2 separate regions of the Homo sapiens genome follow, and region 2 is linked to region 1. The links are chromatin contacts, found by Hi-C or POLR2A ChIA-PET in ENCODE. All regions are on one chromosome and are shown on one strand. Each heading gives the region's core, a stretch centred on a gene start or an enhancer-like site at or near the end of the contact. The rest is flanking DNA. Distances are from core to core; before and after follow the strand shown.

The links. Hi-C counts contacts between places; a loop is a spot of excess contacts on that map. ChIA-PET counts read pairs that join two places held with the same protein, here RNA polymerase II (POLR2A). Pooled maps may share reads with other maps.
Region 2: a map with no recorded cell type shows a loop between it and region 1 (9-fold over the local background). The contact joins the promoter of NDUFAF3 here to the promoter of LINC02585 in region 1. A Hi-C loop is called at or near these places in 1 of 168 maps with a recorded cell type or tissue (CD8-positive, alpha-beta T cell), 3 of 37 single-sample maps with no recorded cell type and 10 of 50 pooled maps. POLR2A ChIA-PET finds 5 or more read pairs at or near these places in 7 of 52 experiments (H1, HCT116, HEK293T and 3 more).

Annotation. Positions count from the first base shown.
Region 1 is chr3:48,662,189-48,665,347 of GRCh38, forward strand. LINC02585 (long intergenic non-protein coding RNA 2585) reads left to right here and starts at 1,580. Exons shown (of 3, transcript NR_111921.1): 1 at 1,580-1,625. It overlaps CELSR3 (cadherin EGF LAG seven-pass G-type receptor 3), which reads right to left and starts at 698. Exons shown (of 35, transcript NM_001407.3): 1 at 1-698. The coding sequence starts at 446. RefSeq lists enhancers at 704-893, 764-1,349, 1,664-2,023, 2,084-2,153, 2,520-3,104.
Region 2 is chr3:49,020,361-49,023,780 of GRCh38, forward strand. NDUFAF3 (NADH:ubiquinone oxidoreductase complex assembly factor 3) reads left to right here and starts at 1,761. Exons shown (of 5, transcript NM_199069.2): 1 at 1,761-1,861; 2 at 1,986-2,178; 3 at 2,342-2,408; 4 at 2,516-2,616; 5 at 2,696-3,135. The coding sequence starts at 1,785. The coding sequence ends at 2,812. MIR191 (microRNA 191) reads right to left here and starts at 349; the gene lies at 258-349. It also overlaps a transcript of DALRD3 not described here. RefSeq lists an enhancer at 848-1,617 and silencers at 1,133-1,335, 1,372-1,561, 1,782-1,881, 1,922-2,041, 2,102-2,151.

The DNA.
Region 1 (3,159 bases), core at 330-2,829:
TGCAAAGGTCCTGTCCGCCCGCAAGAGGAGACCTCTGGGCGCCAGTATAACACAGACCCTGGTCCCTGTCCTGTCTCTCGTTCGCGGCTGCCCAATGGCTGGACGCCGTGTTCAATCCCCAGCTCCTCATTCGGCTGCTCAGGGGGCCCTCGACTATTCCGGGCGCTTTGCCTTCTCCCTCGGAGCCCCACGAAGATAGGCTCCCTGACCCCCAGGCCAGGCCCCCCATCCTCCCGGACCCCGGAAGACTCCGGACAAAGAGCTAAGGCTCCGCCACCGATATGCGCCCTTGGCCCCGTAGTGGCAGCTAAGCCTGGGTCCCAGCCCTGGTGCCCACCGCCCCCCAGCTCCTCCTGGCTGAGGGGGAACAAAGAGAGGAGAAGGAGCAGGAGTATGGGGGTCGACCGTCCCCCGAGGCCCCGCCACGGCGGCCGCCTCGCCATCATCCCCCGCCTCCCTGCACGGCCTCCACCGCCCCCCGCCCCGGTCCGGGCCTTGGGCTGGCCCCGCCGCTCGGGCCCCCTCCCGGGCCCCTGCCGCCGCCCCGGGCCCCCGCCCCTCCGCCTGTCTCTCCGCACCCCCGCCGCCCTCTGGGCACCATCTACTCCGCGGCCGGAGCCCCTCCGGCGTGCGGCCCTGGCTTTTTCCGCCCCCACCACAGCATCCCCGACGCTGCTGCCGCCTCCCGCCGCTCCAACATGGCTCCCGGCCGCCCCGATGGTTCGCTCCACCTCTGCCCCGGCGCCCGAAACACGGTGGTACAACCCATCGCGCATGGCAGCTCTGAGGACCGAAGATGTTGCCGCCATCTTTATTGAGGACGTGAGCGTTGCTCCTGGTGCTGAACAGAGCGCGAAGGTTCGCCGTCGTTGGGTCCGCCCTCCCCACTTTCGGTCGCCGCCTTCACCCACCTCCCTCCTTCTAGGGCGCTGTCCCAGCTCCGTCTCCCAGCCTTTTTCTGTCCTTCCAGATCTCTTGTTCCCCCTTCCTGACCACTAGTTCTGAACCGTGTCCCGGATTTTGGTCTGAAATTTTGGTGCCCATGAGCGTTCTCATAGCTCTGGGAGGGGGTACTGTGTGAAATCCTGGGGTAGAGGGGACGATGGCTGGAGAGGGGTCTGGGGTGCCAGCACCCCGAACAATAGCTTTAACTATCCCATCAGCTAGTTTTATGAAACATGTCGCGACCACCTGCTTGTTTGGATCGCCCCTGCGGAGCAGGGACCAGAGATGACCCTCCCGAGGCGGGAGCAGAGGCCAAATTCTTCCCTGCCTTGCTGGTCCCCAGCAGTCTCCCGGGCTCGGGGCCCCTTCACTGGAGGCTGCACCCCCTCCCAGGCTGCGAGTCCCGAGTGCTCTGGGATGCCACGTGGAGCCCGGCGTTGCCCCATGGCTGCGGGCCCCGCTTCTTCGGGTCCCCGCCCCTCGTCCGTCACGACCGCATGCCTTAACCCCTTGAAGGGACTGACACAGAAACTCAGTCCTCCCCCCACCCTCGGTGCATTCCAGCTCTCCCTGCGTAACTCCTGGCACGCGCCGGTCTCGCCAGGCCAATGGGTGGACCTGGCGCAACAGACGTCACGAGAGGAGCGGAGGCGAGGGGTGAACGCGGAGCACTCCAATCGGTCAGTCATTGTTTCTATTGGCACAATGGGAGGCCCCGCCCCTCACGGCGGACTCATCGCATGGGGGAGGGGGCTCCGCGGGTTGCCGGCTAACCGTGAGAGAGTCCGGGAGGTACACTATACGGACCGGCCTCCAAAGGCGGAATCGATAACGAGCTGCAGCGCCGGGTGCAGAGGACGCGGGCATCCCGAAGCCCAGGAAGAGGTCAGGGCCGGGACCCCAGAACGCTCCACAGGGTGCGGCTCCCGCGATGGGGTGGATCCTGGTTCTAACAGGCGAGGAACTCCTGGCCAAGGCCTCTGGCCCGCCCCGAACGGTCCCTATGACATCACCATCAACCAATCAGTCGGCGCATCCTTTCGCCCCTTGACTGCTCCGCTTCCGGGAGGCGGGGCTTCTGCGGGTTCCACCTCCCGAGCGCCCCTTGTGGCTACCAAGGTCAGGCAACAGGTGTCCAGTTGTTCCCTCTCCTGTCTACGAATCTGAGGACCTCCCCAGGATCAGAGCTCTGGGCCTGATACACGGCCGGGGTTCCTACGGGTTTGTGAGTGGGGGTGGAAGATCTGCAGAGGCACTTAGGGCTGAACTCCTTTGAATGGGAGCCAATCGGTGCAGGGGCTGGAGGAGCGAGTCCCCCAAAGTAGTTTTATTTATCTATTTAGAGACAAGGTCTCACTCTTTCGGAGTGCAGTGGTGATCACAGCTCACCGTAGCCTCGAACTCCCCAGGCGATTCTCTCACCTCAGCCTCCCGAGTAGCTGGGACTACGGGTACATGTCATCACACTTGGCTAATTTTTGCATTTTTTATAGAGACAGGGTCTCACCATGTAGGCCAGATTAGTCTTGAACTCCTGGGCTCAAGCAATCCGCCCATCTTGGCCTCCCAAAGTGCTGGGATTATAGGTGTGAGCCACCGCGCCCGGCAACCCAGAAGTGGTTTTGACAGCACCAGCGCTTTCTGTGTCCACAATCTAGTGAGTAGAGGGCACAAAACCTGACACCACGGAGGCAGACAGGCAGGGGCTCTGCCGGGGAAGGGTGTTGGAGTCCCAAAGGAGGCGTCTGAGTCACCTTCGCAACCTGGGACGCCTTCTTGCATAAGATGCCTGAGCAGTGCCTTGAATGACCAAGGGGAGATCCGCATCTGCAAAGGAAGGGCAGGGAGGGATAGGGATTGGGGGTGGGCATCCTAGGTCTTGGAGACTGTGTGGGCAAATGTGCAGAGACATAAAGGGACTATGGCTGAGGGAAATCAAGCCCTGCCCTCTCACCAATAGGGCTGGCGCTGGTCCCAGCTAACACTCCTTTTGGAGAGCAAAGCTCCTCACTTCTGAGTAGTGAGATTGATTGCGGATCACTCTCCATGTTGCTGCCTGCTGTGTGTCATCCCACTGTCATCCTCCCTTTGTGGCTGTTCTGTGGAGCCCCTCTCCCTCAATCTGCACTCACCTCTATGCCCCAGCCCCATTGGCAGCTCCTAATGCACTCCCGGTAAAAAAAAAAAAACAAAAACCAGATGTTAGTGATAGTG
Region 2 (3,420 bases), core at 511-3,010, 360 kb after region 1:
GGCTATCTTTAGCGAGATGCGGGCTGAGGCAGCCCTGGGGGAGTCACTACCATTGCAGCCCTACCCAGAGGTCCTGGGTCCACCCTCCCTCGCCAATCCTCCCCAGGGTTCCAGAGATGGCCACCAGCCTCGGCTCTCCCACGTCTACACCCATCACCTCCAGCCTGAGGGCGCAACTGAGAGGAACTGAGACCCAAGCAGCTCAGTAAAGTATGTCTGGGGGTCAGGGGCACCCCATCTGGGCCAGGGCGCTGCTCAGGCAGGAGAGCAGGGGACGAAATCCAAGCGCAGCTGGAATGCTCTGGAGACAACAGCTGCTTTTGGGATTCCGTTGCCCGCTGTCCAGCCGTTGGCGGGGGGCGGGGGAGCTCCTGCCCCCAGGTCACTCGCCCTGGGGCCACATCAGAACCCGCCCATCCCCAGTCCCAGGAGGAAGACCCGGGAGTAGGTTGTGAAACGGAGTCTAGAGGGAACAAGACGCTCACCTGGGCCACAGAACAATAGAAGGGGAGGTGGGGGCCTCCCCTGGGACCGGGTCCCGATCCGGATTAGATCCGTGGGGCAGGATTAGCCCTGTTGGTCCCACGAAGCCTGGGCCACTGGTGCGGTGACGGTGGTGGGGCGGGCTTCGGAATCCGTCAGGAGGGAAGCGCGCCCGTGGGGCCGGAGAGGAAGTAAACCCGCGCGTCCACCTCGGGGACACCCCCGCGCTCGGTGGCCTTTGTCCGGTGACGCTGCCAGCGCCCGGAGCACCAGGGGCCGAAGGGGTCCACAGAGCAGCCGCGGGACCCCCGGAAACCCATTGCGACCGGCCCCAGGAGACCCACCACCAGGCTCCCACTGTGCCGAGCTTCCCGCTCGCCCGGCCCCGCGGGTAGCGAAAGCGACAATGTTCCCCTGAGGCCACGACAGAGCCGGCGTGCCGAGATGCCCAAACCCCGCGCGGGGGCCAGCGACTCTCGCGCCAGTAGGCCCTTGACTTGGATCAAGACGGGGGACGGGGGACTCCCAGGACGCGAGCAGAGTGAACGAGGACAAGGTGATGCTCCACGCGCTTCTACTTCAAGTCTGGTCCGGTTCGGCCTGGTCTGGGCCAGCCGAACAGCCACCCAAACACTATCACAGCTTGCCCTTCCGCTTGCTCTGGCTGCCTGCAGACTTGGAGCCATTTTAAGGAGAAACCACCTGGCCACGCCCCCTAGAGAACCCGAGAAGCCAATCCACGCTCGGCCACGCCCCTCTCCGCGCGCTGCGGAGAGGCCAACGGTCGCGCGGGTGACGGTTAGGGCGGGGCGTGCTTCCGCGTCTAGCCGGAGAAACTTGAGCCGGCTGCCCCGCCCACGGTGCCCGAAGCCCCAAAGGCTGGAATTAGGGGCTAGAAGTCTGGCACCCACCGCCTGGCCAGGTGTTCGGGACGCGACCAGGTGGGCGGTCGCCCCGCCCCGGGAGCGCGGCTTAATAGCTGAGAGCCCGGGGGCCAGGCCGCGGCTGCGGCCCAGGCAACGCCCTGAGGGTGGCCACGCTGCCAGGTGTTCCACTCCCCCGGGACTATGGGCAAGGGCCCGGGGCGGGGAGGGCGGCAGGTGCTGACACTGGAGCTGCGCCGGAGGTCGGGGAACTCGGCCTCCTAAGACTGAGGACACTCGCCTGCTGGGCCGGTCGAGCTGTGCGGTGCCCTCCGGGACGCAGGGGGCGCTGCAGCCACGCTGGGTCAGGCTCCGCAGGGCCCTCCCAACCCGGGGACTAACGGCGCCGGTGACGACTTCGCCGCGCGTTGGTCAGCCATGGCCACCGCTCTCGCGCTACGTAGCTTGTACCGAGCGCGACCCTCGCTGCGCTGTCCGCCCGTTGAGCTTCCCTGGTGAGCTTGGACCCCGCGCCCTCGACCATCCAGCCCCCTAGGGCCGGCGACTGCCAGCCCAGCACCTTCCGGCCTCTCGGGCTGCCCGGCCCGGCCCCGCGCCCCTGACCCTTTCCCTCCGCAGGGCCCCGCGGCGAGGGCATCGGCTCTCGCCGGCGGATGACGAGCTGTATCAGCGGACGCGCATCTCTCTGCTGCAACGCGAGGCCGCTCAGGCAATGTACATCGACAGCTACAACAGCCGCGGCTTCATGATAAACGGAAACCGCGTGCTCGGCCCCTGCGCTCTGCTCCCGCACTCGGTGGTGCAGTGGAACGTGAGTCCTGGCCCGCAGTGTGGAAACTGAGGCCCAGAGTCACAGGCCCTCACCCTGCTTGGTCCCTGCAAACTTGGCTTTCCTCTGTCTCCTCCTGCAGTGGATGGAGATGGGGAGAGGCTGCGTGGATTTGTCGTATTAAATGTGCCTCCTCCCTGCACAGGTGGGATCCCACCAGGACATCACCGAAGACAGCTTTTCCCTCTTCTGGTTGCTGGAGCCCCGGATAGGTACTGGGGAAGGGGAGGGAGAACAGAGGTGTTCTGGGCCCCAGAAGGCGACCCCCACTGCAGCCTCTCAACAGAACTGTAGACTAGCCACACCCACCCTTCCCTAGAGATCGTGGTGGTGGGGACTGGAGACCGGACCGAGAGGCTGCAGTCCCAGGTGCTTCAAGCCATGAGGCAGCGGGGCATTGCTGTGGAAGTGCAGGACACGGTGAGTCCCGGGACTGGGGCATGCTGCGGGGAGCACAGGCCTGGCGCTAGACAGGCTGATGCTGGCCTTTTCTTTGCAGCCCAATGCCTGTGCCACCTTCAACTTCCTGTGTCATGAAGGCCGAGTAACTGGAGCTGCTCTCATCCCTCCACCAGGAGGGACTTCACTTACATCTTTGGGCCAAGCTGCTCAATGAACCGCCAGGAACTGACCTGCTGACTGCACTCTGCCAGGCTTCCCAATGCTTTCACTCTTATCTACCCTTTGGCACTTATCTTGCTTATCAACATAATAATTTATACACTTCTCCCATTTTGTATCAGGTGTGTTGCTGGCCAGGAGCTGATGGCTCACTGGGCTCTTGGAGGGGAATGTGAAGAAACCAAGGAGTCACTTTTTCATCTAGATTACTTAGGATTCCTTGACTTTTCAGAAGTCGGGAAGCAGTATGTTTGCCTGTTGTAGACCTACTTGCTCACATGCAGATTTGAGAGGACCTCAACGGCTTTTCTCACAAAATCGCTGATTGTTTTTCTTTTTTTGAGATGGAGTCTCGCTGTCGCCCGGGCTGCAGTGCAGTGGCGTGATCTTGGCCCACTACAACCTCCACCTCCTGGATTCAAGCGATTCTCGTGCCTCAGCCTCCTGAGTAGCTGGAATTAGAGGCCCCTACCACTACACTGGGCTTTTTTTTTTTTTTTTTTTTCTGGAGATGAGTCTTGCTCTTTCGCCAGGGTGGAGTGCAGTGGCGCAGTCTCAGCTCACTGCAACCTCCGCCTCCTGGGTTTCAGTGATTCTCCTGCC